2 separate regions of the Homo sapiens genome follow, and region 1 is linked to region 2. Evidence: read pairs that join two places in POLR2A ChIA-PET (ENCODE). Cell type or tissue: Caco-2. All regions are shown on one strand. Each heading gives the region's core, and the rest is flanking DNA. Links, peaks and the distances in the headings are about the cores only.

Region 1 (11,385 bases), core at 2,084-10,083, 180 kb after region 2:
CACCTCCATTTCATCCTCCCTGGGATCACTAGCGGAACACACTGTCACTTACACACGTAGACCTGTCACTTTTTCAAAGCTGTATAAGCTGCTGGTCCTACAATAATCTTCATCTAGCCCTTTATGCAGAAATCCAGACAAAGAGGAGACAATACCCATCCTATTTAAAGTGAAAAGAAGATCAGTGAGATTCGTTACACATTACTAGGCAGCCTGAGAAGGCCCTTGCTCTGTAAGCCCCCAGACTCCCACAAAGCTATGCTAGGGACTCTGTCCCCAGGACTCACAGCTTCTCAACTGGAGGACACAGAAAAGTGGCACTTCCAGGTCTGGAAACCTTCATATAATTGAATATCATCACGCTCTCTTAAGAAACTCACGGAATGATCTCAATCTCATTTATCTTAGTCCTCAAATCAAGTAATTTGAGGACTTCAATAAAGAGTACTCCAAAATCAGGAGACTAAATTTGAGGTGTGCCCCAAGCACTGACCTTTATAACCTACCCACCCAGATTACAAGTACCAAGTTTCAGAATAGAGCCCATTATGTATGTCTTTATTTCACTGCTGACCATCATTCTGATAGTATGTCAATACTTCTTGTTAATGAGAAGAGCCATCAATTCTATAGAACAGGAGATCTTCAGATCTCCTAAAATCATGTCAACTCTTCTGTGTACATGCCTCTTTCTTGGGTCCAACACTTTAATCAGAGTCTCGAAAGGGTCAAAGCCCAAAGAAAAGAACTAACCCAGGAATAAGCATCCTCTGGAGCACTGGCCCTTGCTTTCTTCCTTTCTCCCTCTTTCACTGTCTCAGAAAAGAAACATGTTAAAATTCTCTCTGCCAACAGTAAAGAGACCACTTTGGGATCAGTGTCTTCATCAAGACAAAGACTTAAGGGGACTGAGTGTGGTGGCTCATGCCTGTAATCCTAGCACTTCGGGAGGCCAAGGGAGGAGGTCACTTGAGTCCAAGAGTTCAAGACCAGCCTTGAAAACATAGCAAGACCGTATCTCTACAAAAAAAAAAAAATTTTTTTTCTTTTTTTGACACAGAGTCTCACTCTGTTGCCCATGCTGGAGTGCAGTGGCGTAATCTCGGCTCACTGCAACCTCCGCCTCCCAGGTTCAAACAATTCTTCTGCCTCAGCCTCCCAAGAAGCTGGGATTATAGGCATGCGCCATATCCCAGCTAATTGTTGTATTCTTATTAGAGACAGGGTTTCACCATGTTGGCCAGGCTGGTCTCGAACTCCTGACCTCAAGTGCTGGGATTATAGGCATTGGCCACTGCACCTGGCCAAAAAAAGTAAAAATTAACCTGGCATGATGGCCACCTGTAGTCCCAGTTATTCAGAAGGCTGAGGCAGGAAGACTGCTTAAGCCTAGGAGTTCGAGGCTGCAGTGAGCTATCACTGTGCCACTGCACTCCATCCTGGGCGATAGAATGCAAGACTCAGTCTCAAAAGAAAAAAAAAAGACTTGAGGAAATGTTTTTTTAACTGGATGGCATGGTATTGTTAAATTTTCTTCCAGTTCAAAGGAGGAAAAAACAATCATCACATCAAAAAAAAGTATGAGGAGTATCTCAAAGTATGGGGAATACCTCAAAAACAACTCCCAAGCTCTTCTCCCCACTCTCTAGCTATTTCTGCCTCCCCAGGGGTGAGGCCCAAACATCTCACAGAAAAGAATGAAGGCCAAGACCGCAACGGTTACACTCTGTGCTCTCATTCCAGGAAGGCCTCTTCTCATTCATTACGCTCTGATTTCAACGGAAGCACATTGTAGCTCCAAGATTGCTACTGACTTCCCTGCAACTTTTCACCAACATCTGGGTAGGTTTGTGTGAGAAAGTGATGATCATCAGCTGATGACTTGATAGTGCAAGATAATCAGGTTATCTTTACCTTTTTTTTTTTTTTGATTTTTTGTAGAGATGAGGACTTGCTATGTTGCCTAGGCTGGTTTCAAACTCCTGGACTCAAGCTATCTTCCTGCCTTGGCTTCCCAAAGTGCTGGGATTATAGGCACGAGCTACTGTGCCTGCCCACTGGTGATCTTTTAATCAACATTAAAAAATAACTACAATACAGCCAGGCGCGGTGACTCACGCCTGTAATCCCAGTGCTTTGGGAGGCTGAGGCGGGCAAATCACAAGGTCAGGAGTTCGAGACCAGCCTGGGCAACATGGTGAAACCTCGTCTCTACTAAAAATACAAAAATTAGCCAGGCGTGGTGGCAGGCACCTGTAATCCCAGCTACTCGGAATGCTGAGGCAGGAGAATCACTTGAACCTGGGAGATGGACGTTGCAGTGAGCCAAGATCACGCCACTGCACTCCAACCTGGGCGACAGGGTGAGACTCAGTCTCAAAAAAAATAAATAAAATAAATAACTACAACACTGAGATATAATTCACAGTCCACACAATTCACTTAAAGTATATAATTCAATGGCATTTAGTATATTCAGAGTTAAGATTATGATTACCACAACCAATTTTAAAACATTTTCATCACCCCAAAAAAAAATCTCATGCCCACTAGTAGTCACTCTCCTCATCTCCACCCCACATTACCCCAGCCCTAGACAACCACTAATCTACTTTCTGTCTCTACAGATTTGCCTATTCTGGACATTTCATATGCATGGGATCATACAATGTGTGGGTCTTTTGTGACTGGCTTCTTCCACTTAGCATAGTGTTTTCATGGGTCATCCATGTTGGAGCACATATCGATACTTAATTTCTTTCAGTCTTTTTTTTTTTTTTTTTTTTTTTTGAGACAGGGTCTTGCTATGTCACCCAGGCTGGAGTGCAGTGGTGTGATCAAGGCTCATTGCAACCTCGAGGTCCTGGGCTCAAGTGATCCACTCACCTTGGTCTCCTAAAGTGCTAGAATTACAAGTGTAAGCCACTGTGCCTGGCAATTACTCCTACTTTGTTTTTTTTTTGAGACAGTCTTGCTCCATCGCCCAGGCTACAGTGCAGTGGCAATCATAGCTCACTACAGCCTTGACCTCCTGGACTCAAGCAATCCTCCTGCCTCAGCCTGCAAAGTAGCTGGGACCAGCTAATTTTTTTTGTTTTTTGTAAAGATGGGGTCTCCCTATGTTGCCCAAGCTGATCTAAAACTCCTAGACTCAAGCAATCCTTCCACCTTGGCCTCCCAAAGTGTTGGGATTATAGGCACGAGCCACCACACCCAGTGATACTTATTTTCATTGCTGATATTTCCATTATAACAATATATCACATTTTGTTTATCCTCTAATCCAGTAGTCCTCAACCTTTTTGGCACCAGGGACTGGTTTCCTGGAAGACAATTTTTCCATGAACCGGGGAGTTGGAGGGGGGGTGGTTTCGGGATGATTCAAGCACATTACATTTATTGTGTACTTTCTTTCTTTTTTTTTTGAGACGGAGTCTCACTCTGTTGCCCAGGCTGGAATCCAGTGGCGCGATCTTGGCTCACTGCAAGCTCCGCCTGCCAGGTTCACGCCATTCTCCTGCCTCAGCCTCCCGAGTAGCTGGGACCATAGGTGGCCGCCACCACGCCCGGCTAATTTTTTTGTATTTTTAGTAGAGACGGGGTTTCATCGTGTTAGCCAGAATGGCCTCAATCTCCTGACCTCGTGATCCGCCCACCTTGGCCTCCCAAAGTGTTGGGATTACAGGCGTGAGCCACCGCACCCGGCCTGTGTACTTTATTTCTATTATTATCACGTTATAATATATAATGAAATAATTATACAGCTCACCATGATGTAGAAATCAGCGGGAACCCTAAGCTTGTTTTCCTGCAACTAGATAGTCCCATCTGGGGGTGATGGGAGACAGTGACAGATCATCAGGCATTAAATTCTCCTAAGGAGAAAACTAGATCCCTCGCATGCTCAGTTCATAAGAGGGCTCCTGCTCCTATGAGAATCTAATGCCACCACTGATCTGAGAGGAGGCGGAGCTCAGGCAGTAATGAGAGCAATGGGGAGCAGCTGTAAATACAGATAATGCTTCACTTGCTCGCCCACCATTCACCTGCTGTGCAGCCTGGTTCCTAACAGGTTGGGGACCCCTGCTCTAATCAGTTGATGGACATTTAAGTTGTATCCATTTCTTGGCTATTATGAATAATGCTGCTATGAACATTCATATAAAAGTTTTTGTGTAGGCCGGGTGCAGTGGCTCATGCCTATAATCCCAGCACTTTGGGAGGCCAAGGCGGGCGGATAACTTGAGGTCAGGAGTTTGAGACTAGCCTGGCCAACATGGCAAAACCCGTATCTACTAAAAATGTAAAAATTAGCCAGGCGTGGTGGCAGGCGCCTGTAATCCCAGCTGCTTGGAAGTCTGAAGCAGGGGAATCACTTGAGCCCAGGAGGCAGAGGTTGCAGTGAGCTGAGATCACGCCACTGCACTTCATACTGGGCAACAGAGCAAGACTCCATCTCAAAAAAAAAAAAGTTTTGTGTAGATGTTTTCATTTCTCTTAGGTACACACCTATGAGTGGAATTGCTAGATCATGTAAAGTCTATGTTTAGTCATTTGAAGAAATGTCAAACTTTTCCAAAGCAACTACACCATTTTACATTCCCACCAGCAGTCTATGAGGGTTCCAATTACTCCATATCCTTGCCAACACTTCTAATCTTTTTTATTTTAGCCATTCTAGCGGGTGTAAAGTAGTGTCTTATGGTTTTAATTTGCATGTCCCTGATGGCTGATGATGCTCAGCCTCTTTTCAAGCTTCTTGGCCACTTGTATATCTCTTCTAGAGAAATACCTATTAAGATCTTTTGCCCATTTTCTAATTTGGTTGTCTTACTATTGAGTTGTAATAGTTCTTTACGTTTCAAACAAATCTCTAATAAGATATGATTTGCATATATCTTTTCCCATTCTGTAGGTTCTTTACATTTCCTTGATGATGTCCTATGAAACACGTAAGGTTTCAATTTTGATGAAGTTCAATTTATCCTTTTCTTTCGTTGCTTTTTCTTTTGGTGTCACATCTAACAACTGCCTGATCCAAAGTCAAGAAGAATCAATCCGATATTTTTTTTTTCTAAAAGTTTTATAGTTTTAATTTTTACATTTAGATCTTTCATCCATTTCGAGTTAAATTTTCTGTGTGGTGTGAAATAGGGAATAACTTCATTATTTTACACGTGGATAACTAGTTGTTGAAAAGATGATTCTTTCCCCATTGAATTATCTTGTGGAAAATTAATTGATTAGACCGGGCACGGTGGCTCACGCCTGTAATCCCAGCACACTGGGAGGCCGACGCGGGTGGATCACGAGATCAGGAGATCGAGACCATCCTGGCTAATATGGTGAAACCCCATCTCTACTAAAAACATATATATTAAAAAAAAAAATAGCCAGGCGTGGTGGCAGGCACCTGTAGTCCCAGCTACTCGGGAGGCTGAGGCAGGAGAATGGCGTGAACCCAGGAGGCAGAGCTTGCAGTGAGCCGAGATCGTGCCACTGCACTCCAGCCTGGGAGACAGAGCGAGACTCTGTCTCAAAAAAAAAAAAGAAAGAAAAAGAAAATTAATTGATTAAATGTGACGTTTTATTTCCAGACTCTCAGTTCTATTCCATTGATCTGTATGTCTACCCAGATGCCAGTAGCACACTGTCTTTATTATTGTAGCTTTGTAGTAAGTTTTGAAATCAGGAAGTGTGAGCATTCCAACTTCACTGTTTGTCAAGATTATTTTGGTTATTCTGAGTCCCTTGAATTTCCATATGGATGTTAAGATCAGCTTGTGAATTTTTGCCAAGAAGCCAGCTAAGTTTTTGAGAGGTAGGGACTGCATAGAGCAATGTGGGGAGTACTGCTATCTTAACAATACCAAGTCTTCCAATCCATGCCATAGAACATCTTTCCATTTACATGGATCTTCTTTAATTTCCTCCAATAATTTTTTTTACTTTATTTCATTTTTGAGACAGGGTCTTGCTCTGTTACTGAGGCTAGAGTGCAGCGATGCGATCGTGGCTCACTGTGGACTCACCCTCCTGAGCAAACCTCCACCTCAGCCTCCCGGGTAGCATGCATCACCCACCACACCAGGCTAATTTTTTTTGAGACAGAGTCTTGCTCTGTTGCCCAGGCTGGAGTGAAGTGGCGCAATCTCAGCTCACTGTAGCCTCCGCCTCCCAGGTTCAAGCAATTCTCCTGCCTCTGCCTCCCGAGTAGCTGGGACTACAGGCGCACACTGCGAAGCTCAGCTAATTTTTTTATTTTTATTTTTATTTATTTATTTTTTTTTTGATGGAGTCTTGCTCTGTCGCCCAGGCTGGAGTGCAGTGGCGCGATCTTGGCTCACTGCAAGCTCCGCTTCCCGGGTTCATGCCATTCTCCTGCCTCAGCCTCCCAAGTAGCTAGGACTACAGGCGCCGCCACCATGCCTGGCTAATTTTTTTGTATTTTTAGTAGAGACGGGGTTTCACCGTGTTACCCAGGATGGTCTCGATCTCCTGACCTCGTGATCCGCCTGCCTCAGCCTCCCAAAGTGCTGGGATTACAGGCGTGAGCCACAGCGCCCGGCCTATATTTTTAATAGAGACGGGGTTTCACCATCTTGGCCAGGATGGTCTTGATCTCCTGACCTCGTGATCTACCCGTCTCAGCCTCCCAAAATCCCTCCCCTGTTGGGATTACAGGTGTGAGCCACCACGCCTGGCCTAATTTTATTTTTTGTAGAGACAAGATCTTGCTGTGGTGCCCAGGCTCATTTCAAACACCTGGCCTAAGGTGATTCTCCCACTTCAGCCTCCCACAAGTGCTGGGATTATAGGTGTGAGCCACCACACCTGGCCCCAACAATATTTTGTAGTTGTCAAAGTTTTTCTATTAAATTTTCTTTTTTTTTTTTTTTTGAGACGGAGTCTCGTTCTGTCACCCAGGCTGGAGTGCAGTGGCGTAATCTTGGCTCACTGCAACCTCCACCTCCCAGGTTCACGCCATTCTCCTGCCTCAGCCTCCCAAGTAGCTGGGACTACAGGCGCCCGCCACCATGCCCGGCTGATTTTTTTGTATTTTTTTAGTAGAGACGGGGTTTTACCATGTTACCCAGGATGGTCTCGATCTCCTGACCTTGTCATCTGCCCGCCTCAGCCTCCCAAAGTGCTGGGATTACAGGCGTAAGCCACCGCACCCGGCCAAATTTACTTCTAAGTATTTTATTCTTTTTGATAACACTGCAAATGGAGTTGTTTTCTCATTTCATTTTCAGATTGTTCACTGAAAATATATAGAAATAAACCTGATTTGCCAGGCGCGGTACCTCACGCCTGTAATCCCAGCACTTTGGGAGGCCGAGGCAGGTGATCATGAGGTCAGGAGTTCAAGAACAGCCTGACCAACATGGTGAAACCCCATCTCTACTAAAAATACAGAAATTAGCCAGGCGTGGTAGCACGTGCCTGTAATCCCAGCTACTCTGGAGGCTGAGGCAGAAGAATCACTTGAACCCAGGAGGCGGAGGTGGCAATGAGCAGAGATCATGCCACTGCATGCCAACCTGTGTGACAGAGCAAGACTCCGTCTCAAAAAAGAAAAAAAAAAAGAAATAAACCTTTTTAATAATATTTTATAATATTTTTGCATATTTTATAATATTTTTGCATACTGATCTCGTATCCTTCAACCTTGCTAAATTCATTTAGTAGTTCTAATAGGTTTTTTTTTGTGGATTCCTTAGGATTTTCCATATTCTGTCATCTGCAAATAGAAATAGTTTTACTTCCTTTCCAATCTGAATGTCTTTTATTTCACTTTCATGTCTCTTGCCCTAGCTAGGTCCTCCAGTACAACGTTAAACAGAAGTGATAAGAGTGAATATCCTCATTTTATTCCTGATCTTAGAAGGAAAGAATTCAACTGTTTACCACTAAATATGTTAGCCGTGGGTTTTTCTAGCCAAGCACAGTAGCTCACGCCTGTAATCCCAGCACTTTGGGCGGCCGAGATGGGCAGATCACCTGAGGTCAGGAGTTTGAGACCAGCCTGGCAAACATGGCAAACTCCCGTCACTACTAAAAATACAAAAACTTAGCTGGGAGTGGTGGTGGGCGCCTGTAATCCCAGCTGCTCAGGAGGCTGGGGCAGGAGAATTGCTTGAACCCAGGAGGTGGAGATTGCAGTGGGCAGAGATCATGCCACTGCACTCCAGCCTGGGTGACAGAGCAAGATTCTGTCTCAAAAAAAATAAAAAGGTTGGGTGCAGTGGCTCACTCACACCTGTAATCCCAGCACTTTGGGAGGTCGAGGCGGGCAGATCACTTCAGGTCAGGAGTTCAAGACTAGCCTGATCAACATGGTGAAACCCCGTCTCCACTAAAAACACAAAAATTAACCAGGTGTGGTGGTGCACGTCTGTAATCTCACCTACTTGGGAGGCTGAGGCAGGAGAATTGCTTGAACCCGGGAGGCAGAGGTTGCAGTGAGCCAAGATCACGCCACTGCATTCCAGCTCAGGTGACAGAGCGAGACTCTATCTCAAAAAAACATAAAAATAAAAAATGTGTGTGTGACACACACACAAACACATATATATATATATTAGCTGTGGGTTTTTTCATAGATGCCCTTTATCAGGTTGAGGAAATCCTCTTCTATTCCTAATTTGTTGAGTGTTTTTATTATCAAGAGGTATGAAATTTTGTCACTTTTTCTCTATCTATTGAGATGATTATATGTTGTTTGTCCTTTAGTTTACTAATGTGGTATATTATACTAATTTTCAGATGTTAAACCACAGTTGAGGGGCCGGGTGCGGTGGCTCATGACTGTAATCCTAGCACCTTGGGGGGCCAAAGCAGGCAAAGCACTTGAGCATAGCAGTTTGAGACCAGCCTAGGCAACATGGCGGAACCCTGTCTCTACAAAAAATACAAAAATTAGCCAGGTGTGGTGGCGCATGCCTGTGGTCCCAGCTACTGGGAAGGAGGCTGAGGTAGGAGGATTGAGCCTATATACTGAAGTCTCTCACCCTCTTCTCAGATGCATTACTGGTTGCTATGATTTTCCCAATATTTTCTCATGAACAAATGTGGTAAGAGGTTGAGCAACAGGGTCATGTGGACTCTCGTGACAAGGAAACAAGAAACCAGAAAAATGTTTTTACCACTGTCTTGAGGAATTTCATGAATTGTTCCACACGCCCTCCTACCTGCTCCTTGTCTTCCTTGTCTAGGACATCTTCTGCACACATACCACGGTCATTTGTAAGTTCTCAAAAGGTACAGTATTTGTCACCCTCTTTTAATGAGCTCAAAATAATAAAGCAATAATAATCAGACTGGAGTCTCTGGAGTCAGACCCACTACGTGTGTGACACTAACAAGTTCTGTAACCTTTCTACATGCACTTCAGTTTCTTACCCACAAAATAGAGATAATACTATCATCTACCCCAAAAGGTTGTTATGATAAGTAAATAATGTATGTGAAAGTGCTTAGAACAATGCCTGGCGCCTTTATGTATATTGAAGTAAACCATGCCACTGACAAACACATTTGATTTTACCCTCTTAGATAGTTGTAGGGTGTTGGGATGTAGAAAGGAAGATACTTTCCATACTCTCTGGACTGAATATAAGATCTAAGAACTGAAATTGCACTGGCCAGGCGCGGTGGCTCACGCCTGTAATCCCAGCACTTTGGGAGACCGAGGCGGGCGGATCACGAGGTCAGGAGATCGAGAGGAGATCGAGACCATCCTGGCCAACACGGTGAAAACCCGTCTCTACTAAAAATACAAAAAATTAGCCGGGCGTGGTTGCAGGTGCCTGTAGTCCCAGCTACCCAGCTATTCCGGAGGCTGAGGCAGGAGAATGGCCTGAACCCAGGAGGCGGACCTTGCAGTGAGCTGAGATCGCACCACTGCACTCCAGCCTGGGCAACAGAGCAAGACTCCGTCTCAAAAAAAAAAAAAAAAAGAAATTGCACAGGACAGCATATGAACATAATATTAACAGGCTGGGTGCGGTGGTTCACGCTTGTAATCCTAGCAGTTTGGGAGGCCGAGGCGGGTAGATTACTTGAAGTCTGGAGTTTGAGACCAGCCTGGCCAACGCAGTGAAACGCCGCCTCTACTAGAAATACAAAAATTAGTCAGATGTGGTGGTGTGTGCCTGTAATCAGCCAGACTGGGTGGAGTGTGCCTGAAATCCCAGCTACCCCAAAGGCTAAGGCAGGAGAATCACTGAACCCAGGAGGCGGAGGTTGCAGTGAGCCGAGATCATGCCACTGCACTCCAGCCTGGGTAACAGAGCAAGACTCCATCTCGAAAAATAAAATAAAATAAGGCCAGGCGCAGTGGCTCACCCCTGTAATCTCAGCATTTTGGGAGGCTAAGGTGGGCAGATCACGAGGTCAGGAGATCAAGACCATCCTGGCTAACACGGTGAAACCCCATGTCTACTAAAAATATAAAAAATTAGCTGGGCGTGGTGGCAGGTACTTGTAGTCCCAGCTACTCAGGAGGCTGAAGCAGGAGAATGGCGTGAACCCGGGAGGCGGAGCTTGCAGTGAGCTGAGATCGCACCACTGCACTCCAGCCTGGGCGACAGAGCAAGACTCTGTCTCAAAAAAATAAATAAATAAAATAAAATAAAACAAAATAATAATAATAAATGTCTCTATTCTCAAGAAAGAAGTCAACCTGACAGAAAAAAAAAAGGATGGGAGCTGGTAGAACATCATAGATAAAAGCACAGCTTCTGGAATCTGGTGGACCTGTGCTTCACTTTATATCGACTATTACCTTGAAACAGACACTTAACTTCTCTAAGCCTGTTTACTCACTGGTAAAATGGGAAAAATACAGACTATAAGGAGGTTTGACGAGGATTAAGACAATATTTGCAAAGTACCTGGCACACAGCAGCCATCTAATAAACAGCAAGTGATTTTATTTTTTTTTTAATGGCTTTTTTTTTTGAGACAGAGTCTTGCTCTTGTCGCCCAGGCTGGAGTGCAAGGGCATGATCTTGGCTCACTGCAACCTCCGTCTCCCAGGTTCAAGTGATTCTCCTGCCTCAGCCTCCCAAGTAGCTGGGACTACAGGCGCCCGCCACCACACCTGGCTAATTTTGTATTTTTAGTAGAGACAGGGTTTCACTATGTTGGCCAGGCTGGTCTCGAACTCCTGACCTTGTGATCTGCCCGCCTCAGCCTCCCAAAGTGCTGGGATTACGGGTGTGAGCCACCGCGCCCGGCCTTAAATTTAGTTTTATAAGGATAAAAGGAACCCATGTTAGTCCAAGGGTTCTCAACCTCGGCTATACATGTGAATCTCCTGGAAAGCTTTAAAAGAGGAAGGCTGCCTAGACTGCACTTCAGACGAACTGAATCAGAAGC
Region 2 (11,385 bases), core at 2,139-10,138:
TGGTCTCTTTCTCTTTGACAAGCCTTAGGACTGGTTTCTCTCCAGGCTTACTTGGACTCTTCATGAAGGCCTTGCAAATGTTGATAACCACAGCAGCCACTGGACCAGAATCAGACTTTGTTTTGAATCCTGGTCCCCCAGGGAGGCAAGCAACTTACCCATAACCATTCTGGCTTCAGATTCCCCCTCTTTAAAATGGAATTCCTCCGGGACTGAGGGAGAGAATGTACAGGCACACCTTGCTCTATCATGCTTTGCTTTATTGTACTTCACAAATACAGCATTTTTTACTCATTGAAGGTTTGTGGCAACCCAGCATCGAGCAAGTCTATCGATGCCATTTTTTAACAGCACGTGCTCACTTTGTGTCTCGGTGTCACATTTTGGTGATTCTTACAACATTTCAAACTTTTTCATTATTATATCTGTTATGGTGATCTGTGATCAGTGATCTTTGATGTTCCTATTGTCATTGTTTTGGGGTACCATGAACCCCACCCACAAAGACAGTGAACTAAATCGATAAATGTTGTGTGTGCTCCTCCTCCACCTGCTCCATCGACCAGCATTCCCCATCTCTCTTCCTCTCTTTCTCTTCTTTGGCCTCCCTGTTGCCTAAGGCACAACAATATTGAAACTGGGCCAATTAACAGTCCTACAATGGTCTTTAAGTGTTCAAGTGAAAGGAGGAGTTACAGGTCTTTACTTTTAAATAAAAAAACTAGAAATAATTAAACTTAGTGAGGAAGGCAGGTCGAAAGCCCAGATAGGCCGAAAGCTAGGCCTCTTGCACCAGTTTGTCAAGTTGTGAATGCCAAGGAAAAGTTATTGAAGGAAATCAGAAGTGCTATTCCAGTGAACACGCATGGTAAAGCAAAACAGCCTTATTGCTGATAATGGAGAAAGTTTGAGAAGTCTGGATAGAAGATCCAACAAGCCATAACATTCCCTTAAGACAAAGCCTAATCCAGACCAAGGCTCTAAATCTCCAATGCTGTGAAGGCTGAGAGAGGTGAGGAAGCTGCAGAAGAAAAGTTGGAAGCTAGCAGAGGTTGCTTCATGAGGTTTAAGGAAAGACGCCATCACCATCACATAAAAGTGCAAGGCGAATCAACCAGGGCTGGTGTAGAAGCTGCAGCAATTTATCCAGAAGATCCAGCTAAGATCACTGATGAAGGTGGCCACACTACCACAGATTTTCCATGTAGATGAAACAGCTTTGTATCAGAAGAAGATGTCATCTAGGACTTTCATAGCTAAGGAGAAGTCAATGCATGGCTTCAAAAGACAGGCTGACTCTCTTGTTAGGGGCTAATGCAGCTGGTACTGGTGACTTTAAGTTGAAGCCTGTGCTCATTTATCATTCCAAAAAACCTAGAACCTTTAAGAATTATGCTAAATCTACTCACTCTGTGTTCTAAAAATGAAATAACAAAGCCTGGATGACAGCACATCTGTTTATAACATGGTTTACTGAGTATTTTAAGCCAACTGTTGAGACCTACTGCTCAGAAAAAAGGATTCCTTTCAAAATATTATTGTTCATTGACAAGGCAACCGGTCATGCAAGAGCGCTGATGAAAATGTACCAGGAGCTGCATGTTGTTTTCATGCCTACTAGCACAACATTTATTCTAGAGCCAAGGATCAAGGAGTAATTTTAAGTTTCAAGTCTTATTATTTAAGAAATACATTTTGTAAGACTGTAGCTGCCATAGATAGTGATTCCTCTGATGGGCAAAATACATTGAAAACCTCCGGAGAGCATTTCAGGTACATTTGTGGTTCGTGGGAGGAGGTCAAAATATCCAAGCATTTGGGAGAATTTGATTCCAACCTTCCTGGATGACTTTGAGGGCTTCAAGACTTCAGTGGAGAAGACACTGCAGATGCAGTGGAACCAGCAAGAGAACTAGAGTTAGAAAGCAGAGCTTGAGGATGAGACTGAATTGCTGCAATCTCATGATCAAACTTGAGTGGATGAGGAGTTGCTTTTTATGGGTGGGCAAAGAAAGTGACTTTTTTTCTTCTTTTTTTTTCTTTCCTTTTCTTTTCTTTTTCTTTTTCTTTTTTTTTTTTTTTTTTGAGACAGAGTCTTGTTCCATCGCCCAGACTGGAGTACAGTGGAGTAATCTCAGCTCACTGCAGCCTCCGCCTCCTAGGTTCAAAGGATTCTCCTGCCTCAGCCTCCTGAGTTGCTGGGACTACTGGGACCTGCCACCACACCCAGCTGACTTTTGTGTTTTTAGTAGAGACAGGGTTTCGCCACGTTGGCCAGGCTGGTCTCAAACTTCTGACCTCAGGTGATCCACCCACCTTGGCCCCCAAAGTGCTGGGATTACAGGCGTGAGCCACCGCGCCCATCCTAAAGTGGCTTCTTGAGGTGGAATCTACTGGCGAAGATGCTGTGAACATTGTCAAAATGACAACAAAGGATTTAGAATGTTACAGAAACTTAGTTGATAAAGCAGCAGCAGGGTTTGAGAGGAGGGACATCAGTTTTGAAAGTTTTGCTGTGGATAAAATGCTGTCAAAAATAGCATCACATGCATGCCATGGAGAAGTCTTTCATGAAAGGAAGAGTTGCCAGGTGCAGTGGCTCATGCCTGTAATCCCAGCACTTTGGGAGGCCGAGGTGGGTGGATCATGAGGTCAGGAGTTTGAGACCAGTCTGGCCAATATGGTGAAACCCCGTCTCTACTAAAAATACAAAAATTAGCCGGGCTTAGTGGCACGCACCTGTAGTCCCAGCTACTCGGGAGGCTGAGGCAGGAGAATCACTTGAACCTGGGAGGCGAAGATTGCAGTGAGCCAAGATCACGCCACTGCACTCCAGCCTGGGCAACAGAGCAAGATTCTGACTCAAAAAAAAAAAAAGAGTTAATGGATGTGGCAAACTTCATTGTTGTCTTATTTTAAGAAATTGCCACAGTCACCCCAGCCCAAGAAACCACCACCCTGAAATCAGTCAGCAGCCATCAACATGGAGGGAAGACATAAGAACACCTACCAAAGCAGGACCACTCAGTGGCCAAGGATTCTACCCTGTGCCTCTGAGTACCACTGGCCCCTGGCTTACGCTGGTTTGGGTTTCTTGTTCCTGAGGAGATTCTTTTTCTGTCTGGGATGGAAGGGAAATCTCATAGGTTCCTAACAATAAGGATGTCCTGGGAGGGAGTGAACCAATTCATACTTGATTAACAAAAGAACAAAGGACAGAAAGAAAAGGTTGTCAGAAGATGTGGGTTCCTGGTCTGGTATCTGCTGCCAGCCTGCTGTGTGGCCTCAGGCAGTTTCCAGTGGTTGTGGTTTTTGCAGTGGCAGAGGTGTTGCGTTTTTGCAACCATCAGCACATGGTGGTTCTTAGTAAAATACAGCCCATGGCTTCTCCTGCCCACCACGCAGGGTTGTTGTGAGCCTTGCTCATTCCAGCTTGGCACCTGCTGTGTGGGGTATGGGAAGCCTCACCGAACTATCAGGGAGCCCCAGGAGCCACAGGCAGTTCAGCCAGGATGGCTGTGAGTAGCCTAGGGCGAGGGAGGAGCTGCCCGTGGCCAGGGGCCAGAGGAGGCCACCCAGAGGAAGGCACTTGTCAGCAGAGACCTGAGGGGTCACCAGGACCCTTGTAGGTGAGGAGAGCATGTGGCCTTATTAGGGCAGTTAGAACTCTGCAGATGCTCAGGGAAAGGTCAGATATTCCTGAATATTCCCAGAGGAACTACTACCCAGGGACCCCTGTGTTGCTTTGGGGCCACAGCCATGGGATCCTTTAGCTCTCCAGTGAGACTAAGCTGCTTCTCAACTCTGTGTCTGAGCATGGGGCAGATTTTGGAGACAGGATTTCCCCAAGCACCACAGCCCAACCCCGGCCTCCTGTGACTTGACCTCAAGGTGGTTTTGCGTTTCCTTCAAAGATGTGGGGAGATAGTTGGAGCAGAGGAAAGAAAAGGGACAGGTGTGGAGCGGATGCAGCGGGTTGTCGGGGAGCGGGGAGGAGGGCCTGTGTGTGTGTGTGCATGTAGCCTATGTGCAGCCAGGGACACACCCCTTCCCCCTGGCCAATTCTTTTTTTTTTTTTAATAATAGAGACGGGGTCTCACTACGTTGCCCAGACAGGTCTTGAACTCCTGACCTCAGGTCATCGCCTGCCTGGGCCTCCCAAAGTGCTGGGATCACAGGAGTGAGCCCCTGCACTGGCGCCCTCTGGCAACTCCAATTGGGAGTAGGGAGAGTGCTCCTGTTCCTCCCTGCTTGCATCTCATATGCTCTCTCCCCACCCCTTCCTCCTTACTCCTTCCCTCTCTCCTTGCAGCAGCCCCTGTCAAAGGGAACAGGAAGCAGTCCACGGAGGGTGACGCCCTAGACCCACCTGCATCCCCCAAACCTGCTGGCAAGCAGAACGGAATCCAGAACCCCATCTCGCTGGAGGTGAGTTGACTCCCTCTGCTGACTCCCTGGGCACTCTTCCCTGCCACCCTCACCTGTGCTCCGCCTCCAGGTGAACCTGGACACTCCCCAAGCTCTCAGGAGGGAGATATGTTCCTACCCTGGCCCTGCCCAGCAGCCAGGGGACTTACTTGTCATCTGTGGCAGAGAGTTTCAATCTTGGTTTTTGTAGCAGAACCCTTTTTTGAAATGAAGATGACCTACCACCCTGATCCATTAAACAGACAAAAGCTCCAGCCCATGATGTAAAACCACATTCACATCCATTCATTCAGATGCATAACATGGGCGTATAAAGTCACTCGGTGAGACCAGCAAGACTGTTTCGATGAGCACAGAATCTGAAGGGGGAGCTGCAGGCAGCTTTTTCGGAGCACAGTCGGCCCCGGCTTTCATTCATTTTGGCCATTTGCTTTGGTGGCACAGTCTGGAAAAATATCCTGATTCATGCAGAAAAGTGGTTGCAAATGGTAGTTGTCTTTAGCAGCTTGCCAGGAATTCAGAATAGAGGCCTGGAGGAGCAGATTGACTTGAGCAGTTATGAGAGAGCCTTCCTTCTGAGGTCTGCACAGACCAGCCCCAGGGCCCCAGCATGTTATGATTTCATGGGTGATATGTGAGTTCCTATGTTGTTTCTTCTTAGAGGTCTTTAATACCTTAAAAACACTGAGCTATTACAGAAGCTATTTACAACTAACAAAAAAAGTAAAAACACTGAAATAAACTTGAATCAATTATTATTTTTTTTTTTAGACAGAGTCTCACTGTTACCCAGGCTGGAGTGCAGTGGCACAATCTTGGCTCACTGCAACCTCCAGCTCCTGGGTTCAAATGATTCTTCTGCCTCAGCCTCCCGAGTAGCTGGGATTACAGGCATGCACTACCAGGCCTGGCTAATTTTTGTATTTTTAGTAGAGATGGGATTTCCCCATGTTGGCCAGGCTGGTCTCAAACTCCTGACCTCAAGTGATCTCTCTGCCCACCTCGGCCTCCCAAAGTGCTGGGATTACAGGAGTGAGCCACCGTGCCCAGCTGGATCAAATATTTTTGGAACACATGGCTGTCTGCGCTGTCCTAGTCCAGATGGTTTATGTCCTGGAAGCTGTCTGTTCTCTGAGCAGGGTATGGGCCCTAGGCTCTCTGCCCCGAGCCACTCGCTGGATAAACGGCATCAGCAGAGATTGCCCCTCTGGGACCCGCAACCAAAAGTCCTGTGCCCCTGACAGCAGTGCGCAATTGAAGCCCAGAGCTTCACCTCCCTGTGCTCAGCACGGCAGGCTGGGGCCACACAGAGGCTCGGGGAACATGGGCCTCACAGAGTAACCCCAGGGCACCAGAAAGCACCAAGCACCTTTGTTCCTTCAGCTTTTCCCTCTGCGGTTATGGGGGAGTCCCAGGGACACTGAGCCTGCCCTCCTGGAGTTCCTAGTCTGGCGGAGGAGCTGACACAAATAGGACAAATCAAGAACAAGACAGAGAAGTGACCCTGGCCTGGAGAAGGCTGGGGACTGCTCTCGTGGCAGCCTCTGGAGCCAGCTGCTCTGGGGTACCCAGCCTCCGGGGAGGTCCTGGACTCTAGCTCCTGTCCTGGGGCGCTGAGAGCTGACACCTGTGTCTGCCGAACCCAGGAACAGTCACTCCCTCCCAGAACAGTGGCTAGGTGTTCTCTGGGAAACTGGGGTTGGGGTAGGTACCTTATTCCTCCTGCAGCCAGTGGTTTCTGCACATCCCCAGCAGCCAGCCACCAACTGGGGCCCATCCCAATGCCTCCTGTTCTCTCCCCAGGACTCCCCCGAGGCAGGCGGGGAGCGGGAGGAGGAGCAGGAGCGGGAGGAGGAGCAGGCCTTCCTGGTCAGCCTCTACAAGTTCATGAAGGAGCGACACACGCCCATCGAGAGGGTGCCCCATCTCGGCTTCAAGCAGAGTGCGTCCCTGGGGTGCAGGCAGGGAGGGGGGCCCAGCAGGGGACCCCGCCCAGGCAGGGCATCGGGCAGGCACTCCCACTCTGGGTGACCCAGGTTGCAGATAGAAAGGAGGCCTCCCTCCAGGCTGCCACTGGGCCAGGGGTGCACAGGGCACAGCCTGCCCGTCTATTGCAGTGGCCCTGGCTGGGTGTGTGCTGGTCTGTGCCTGGCCTGTCAGGGCACCAGGAAGGGGTGGCATGCTGTCCCCACCTCCCACAGAGACTGACGGCCAGCCTGCTCTTCTCTCCCCCAGTTAACCTGTGGAAGATCTACAAAGCAGTGGAGAAGCTGGGGGCCTATGAGCTGGTAAGGAAGGCACCTCCCAGTCCTTGCCAAACTGCATATCCCTGGGGTGAGCCTGCAGCGCTGTCCTTGCCTCTGGACAGAGGAAGAGCCAGGATCCCCAGTCCTACCCCTGCGTCCCTGCCTCCCTGCCTTCCCCGCTGGTACTCTGCTGCTCAAAGCAGCTTTTCAGCCTTCCCCATCTGTTCTGCCCGCCCCGTGTTGGGAAAACTGCTTGGGCCAGCAGTCCATGGCCCTAGGAGAGAGAATCGGCTGGCCGCTGCTGGAGCCGCAGAGCAGCTGCCAAACTGCAGTCCTTCGAGTCCCTGCGAGGGCGGCCGGAGCTGCAAGGACCCCGCCGCCAGGGGGCGCCCGCCGGCCGCGCCCTCACGAGGTGCCCTTGCAGGTGACCGGGCGCCGCCTCTGGAAGAACGTGTACGACGAGCTGGGGGGCAGCCCAGGCAGCACCAGCGCGGCCACGTGCACGCGCCGCCACTACGAGAGGTACGGCGGGGCGGGCCCGGGTGCTGGACGCCGCCTACCCTGCGGGGCTTTGGCCGACCTTGCCGGGAGGGCCGGGTGGACTCTGCCCGGAGCGGGCAGGGTATGCGCCGTCCTCAGAGCTGCGGGAGCCCAGGCTGGCTGGGCGCACTCACTGAGGGAGCTGAAGCTTTGGGACCAGGAGAGGGCCTTCCTCGGCGCCGGCGGGGAAGGGGGCTCAGAGGAGGCTACAGAGGCCCAGGGAGGGGATGGGCGCCGGCCTCCTGGGGGACATGCGTGGTTCCTCACCAGGCTGGTCCTGCCATACGTGCGGCACCTGAAGGGGGAGGATGACAAGCCGCTGCCCACCTCCAAGCCCAGGAAACAGTACAAGATGGCTAAGGAGAACAGGGGGGATGATGGGGCCACCGAGAGGCCGAAGAAGGCCAAGGAGGAGCGGCGCATGGACCAGGTAGGCCTGCGGCTGGCTGGGGCCACCCTGTCCCTTGCCTCTTGTAGCCCCCTACCCCACAACTCCCTGTGGCCGCGGAGCTGTCTGCTCAGAATACACAGAACCTGCACCCAGGGCGGGACTTGCAAGGTTCCAGGTTCTCCACAGATGGTTGTGCAAGTGGACTCTGAACTCCAGCCTGCGCCCACCCACCAGGCACCTGAGGCTGTGTCCACTCAGAGGACAGGGCACCTTTGGAAAATTCTGTACAGAGGACTGCAGGGGCTGGCGGGGGACCTGGGCAGGCCTGAAAGTGCCACCTCTTGCTCCTCAGGTCAGGATGTGGGGCTGAGGCAGTCCTGAGGCAAGACTTTCTCTCATTCCAGATGATGCCAGGAAAGACCAAAGCAGATGCTGCTGACCCAGCACCACTTCCCAGCCAGGAGCCCCCCAGGAACAGCACAGAACAGCAGGGCCTGGCCTCTGGGTCTTCTGTGTCCTTTGTGGGTGCCAGCGGCTGTCCTGAGGCCTACAAGCGGCTCCTATCCAGCTTCTACTGCAAGGGGACACACGGCATCATGTCACCACTGGCCAAAAAGAAGCTCCTGGCCCAGGTGAGCAAGGTGGAGGCCTTGCAGTGCCAGGAGGAGGGCTGCCGCCATGGGGCAGAGCCCCAGGCGTCCCCAGCTGTTCACCTCCCAGAGAGTCCCCAGAGCCCCAAAGGGCTGACTGAGAACTCCAGGCACCGGCTGACCCCTCAGGAGGGATTGCAGGCCCCAGGTGGCAGCCTCAGAGAGGAGGCGCAGGCAGGCCCCTGCCCGGCAGCCCCCATCTTCAAGGGCTGCTTCTACACCCACCCCACCGAGGTGCTGAAGCCTGTCAGCCAGCACCCCAGGGACTTCTTCTCTAGACTTAAAGATGGGGTGCTATTGGGGCCTCCTGGCAAAGAGGGGCTGTCAGTGAAAGAGCCCCAGCTGGTGTGGGGCGGAGACGCTAACCGCCCTTCTGCGTTCCATAAAGGTGGCTCCAGAAAGGGCATCCTCTACCCCAAGCCCAAAGCCTGCTGGGTGTCCCCCATGGCCAAGGTCCCAGCCGAGAGCCCCACGCTCCCGCCCACCTTCCCCAGTAGCCCAGGCCTGGGCAGCAAGCGCAGCCTGGAGGAAGAGGGTGCTGCCCACAGTGGGAAGAGACTGCGGGCCGTGTCTCCCTTTCTTAAGGAGGCGGATGCCAAGAAGTGTGGGGCCAAACCTGCAGGGTCCGGCCTGGTCTCCTGCCTTCTGGGCCCAGCCCTGGGGCCTGTGCCCCCAGAGGCCTACAGGGGCACCATGCTGCACTGCCCGCTGAACTTCACTGGCACCCCGGGCCCCTTGAAGGGCCAGGCTGCACTCCCCTTCAGCCCCCTGGTCATCCCGGCCTTCCCGGCCCACTTCCTGGCCACCGCAGGCCCCTCGCCCATGGCCGCTGGCCTGATGCACTTCCCCCCAACGTCCTTCGACAGTGCCCTCCGCCACAGACTTTGCCCGGCCTCATCTGCCTGGCACGCACCACCAGTCACAACCTATGCAGCGCCCCACTTCTTCCACCTCAACACCAAGCTGTAGGCCAGCCCATGGTGTTGTGTACACTGTGGAGTCGACAGGGGCCTACAACAGGCAGGTACTGCTGCCAGGGGGCTCTGAACTAGTGCCTGCTACCCAGGACACCCGGGCCATGCCCCTGGCTGGGCAGCCTGGCACAAGTGAAGAAGAAGGCAGTGGGAAAACTGGGTTTATCTCAAGGCAGCAGCCTGAGCCCAGGAGCAGAGGACCCAGTTGTTATAAGGCGCTGGGAGAGGATGGGCAGCTCCCACTGCCCCAGAGCGGAGCTCGAAGCACCCAGGTTGCCCACGGAAAATCCAATAAAAAGACACCAGTGTGAATCCACGTAGCCCTGAGGTGTGTGTGGTATGGGCCTTTGCAACGGCAGGCAAGGCGGGGGTGAGCTTGTGGGTGGGGCTGCCATTAGGGGGCCAAGGAGGTGGACCTGAACGCCACTACCCCACTGAAGAGCGGGCCCAAAGCAAACCCCAGCCTCTGCCGTTTAGGCAGCCTCTAACATCTGTCCTTGCCTTCAGTCCAGTTTCCTAGTTGAGCTTCAGGGAATGCTTGCTGCCTTCCTCATTGTGGAGATGGGGATTGGAGGTCCTGGGAGGGTCGGTGACTTGCCCAGGTTCCCCTGGCAGGAGGGGCAGGGGAGGGCTGCACAGGCTGTGTGACTCCCGTGCTCTGAGCGGGACCCCAGGCTGTTACCAGTGCCCCTGGGGGGTTGGGGGTGTGACCAGGAAGCCTGAGTTGGTCTGCGTTGGTGGTGGATGTAGATTTCTGGGGCCTGCAGCTGAGCCCTCTCTGCAGCCCCACCCCACTTGCCTGAACCGCATGGACAGACCAGAATGACCACTGGATTGAAATCACCGGAGGTGCCTGGAGGGAAAGGGGAGCAAATCCACTGGTCTGGGCCTGGGTGTCTGCATCGGTAACAAGCCCCTGCAGTTTCAGATGTGGTTGCCCCAGGGCTCATATTAGAATCCCTGCGGCTTGACGCCCTGCTTCCTGCAGGCCGGATGGGAGCAGGGCCTTGGCTCAGGAGGAGGGAGGGTGGGTTCTTTTCAGAGGCACTGTCCCCTCCCTCCACAAGCAGCCTGCACCCAAACAGCTTCACATGTAGTCCTGGAAAAGTGGGGCTACTGCTGGCCAAGCAGAGGGCAGATGTCGGGGCTACAGGTGTGAGCAGGTCAGTGGGTGACACGCACCACTGGAACTTACCCTGGCCGCTGGGGCTGGGATGCTCATGAACTCCGGCCATGGGAAGGGCCCCCATAGGTTGCAGGTAGAGAGGCCAAGGCCGGGGATGGGCAGGGTCTTGCTTGCCCAAGGCTACCATCCACGATGACAGAACCCAGACCAGGGAACGTGCAGCATGCCTGGCACCAGGGAGTGGGTGGCCAGGCCAAAAGGGCACCCTATCCAGCCCCTGCCCCTGGCCACCTCCTTCAGGAGCAGCCTGTGGAGGAGAGCTCAGGCACCTTCCAAGCGAGGCCTGTGACGGGTGGAGGGGCAAAGAGTGGTGCTCCCTGCTGTTGAGAGCACTCAGGCTCTGCAGGGGCATCTCCCAACCTTCCACCTCTTTCCTTCTGAGAGATGCCAAGATGTCAGCCTGAGCACCTGGAGTGACCAGCCCTGAGCTCCGCACTGCCACATGCGCCCGTGTGCAGTCCATCTCTCCGAGCTGTGGAGGCTCAGTGGATGATAAAGAACGGGGAGGGGCTGGGTGCAGTGGCTAACACCTGTAATCCCAGCATTTTGGGAGGCCAAGGGGGGTGGATCACCTGAGGTCAGGAGTTTGTGACCAGCCTGGCCAAGATGGTGAAACTCCATCTGTACAAAAACTACAAAAATTAGCCAGGCATGGTGGCGGGCACCTGTAATCCCAGGTACTTGGGAGTCTGAGGCAGGAGAATCACTTGAACTCGGGAGGCAGAGGTTGCAGCGAGCCGAGACTGCGCCACTGCACTCCAGCCTGGGCAACGAGCAAAACTCGGTCTCAAAAAAAAAAGAAGGGAGGAGCTGAGTTCTGCCCACCCTCCAGGCCCTGGGTGCTGGGCCACAGATCACTGGGGTCGGATCCCCTGCCTGGATAAAAGGGGAGGTGACCCTGTTGTGTGCAGGGTCCTGCCCAGCATGGGGCAGGGTGCCCTTCATCTACGAAGCAACATTGGCCTGGCCC

The links. ChIA-PET counts read pairs that join two places held together with the same protein. Peaks named below come from ENCODE experiments on the same cell type or tissue, not always from the same donor. Only the 100,000 strongest peaks of a DNase experiment are listed, where the experiment ranks them.
Region 1: POLR2A ChIA-PET joins it to region 2 with 10 read pairs; 2 of 35 experiments call an interaction of 5 or more read pairs at or near these places.

What each region holds. Positions count from the first base shown.
Region 1 is chr2:96,718,561-96,729,945 of GRCh38, forward strand. All of the region lies in intron 4 of LMAN2L (lectin, mannose binding 2 like), which reads right to left. Among named protein-coding and RNA genes, the nearest start is that of LMAN2L, 16 kb to the right of the region's middle. In Caco-2, for the core only: no CTCF peak of the experiment used is centred there; no DNase peak of the experiment used is centred there.
Region 2 is chr2:96,543,090-96,554,474 of GRCh38, forward strand. ARID5A (AT-rich interaction domain 5A) reads left to right here. Exons shown (of 7, transcript NM_212481.3): 2 at 4,313-4,428; 3 at 6,232-6,370; 4 at 6,664-6,716; 5 at 7,099-7,196; 6 at 7,485-7,644; 7 at 8,010-9,545. The coding sequence ends at 9,224. Among named protein-coding and RNA genes, the nearest start is that of ARID5A, 12 kb to the left of the region's middle. RefSeq lists enhancers at 8,867-8,926, 10,720-11,245. In Caco-2, for the core only: a CTCF peak has its summit at 7,028 (motif pointing right); a DNase peak (open chromatin) is centred at 6,402.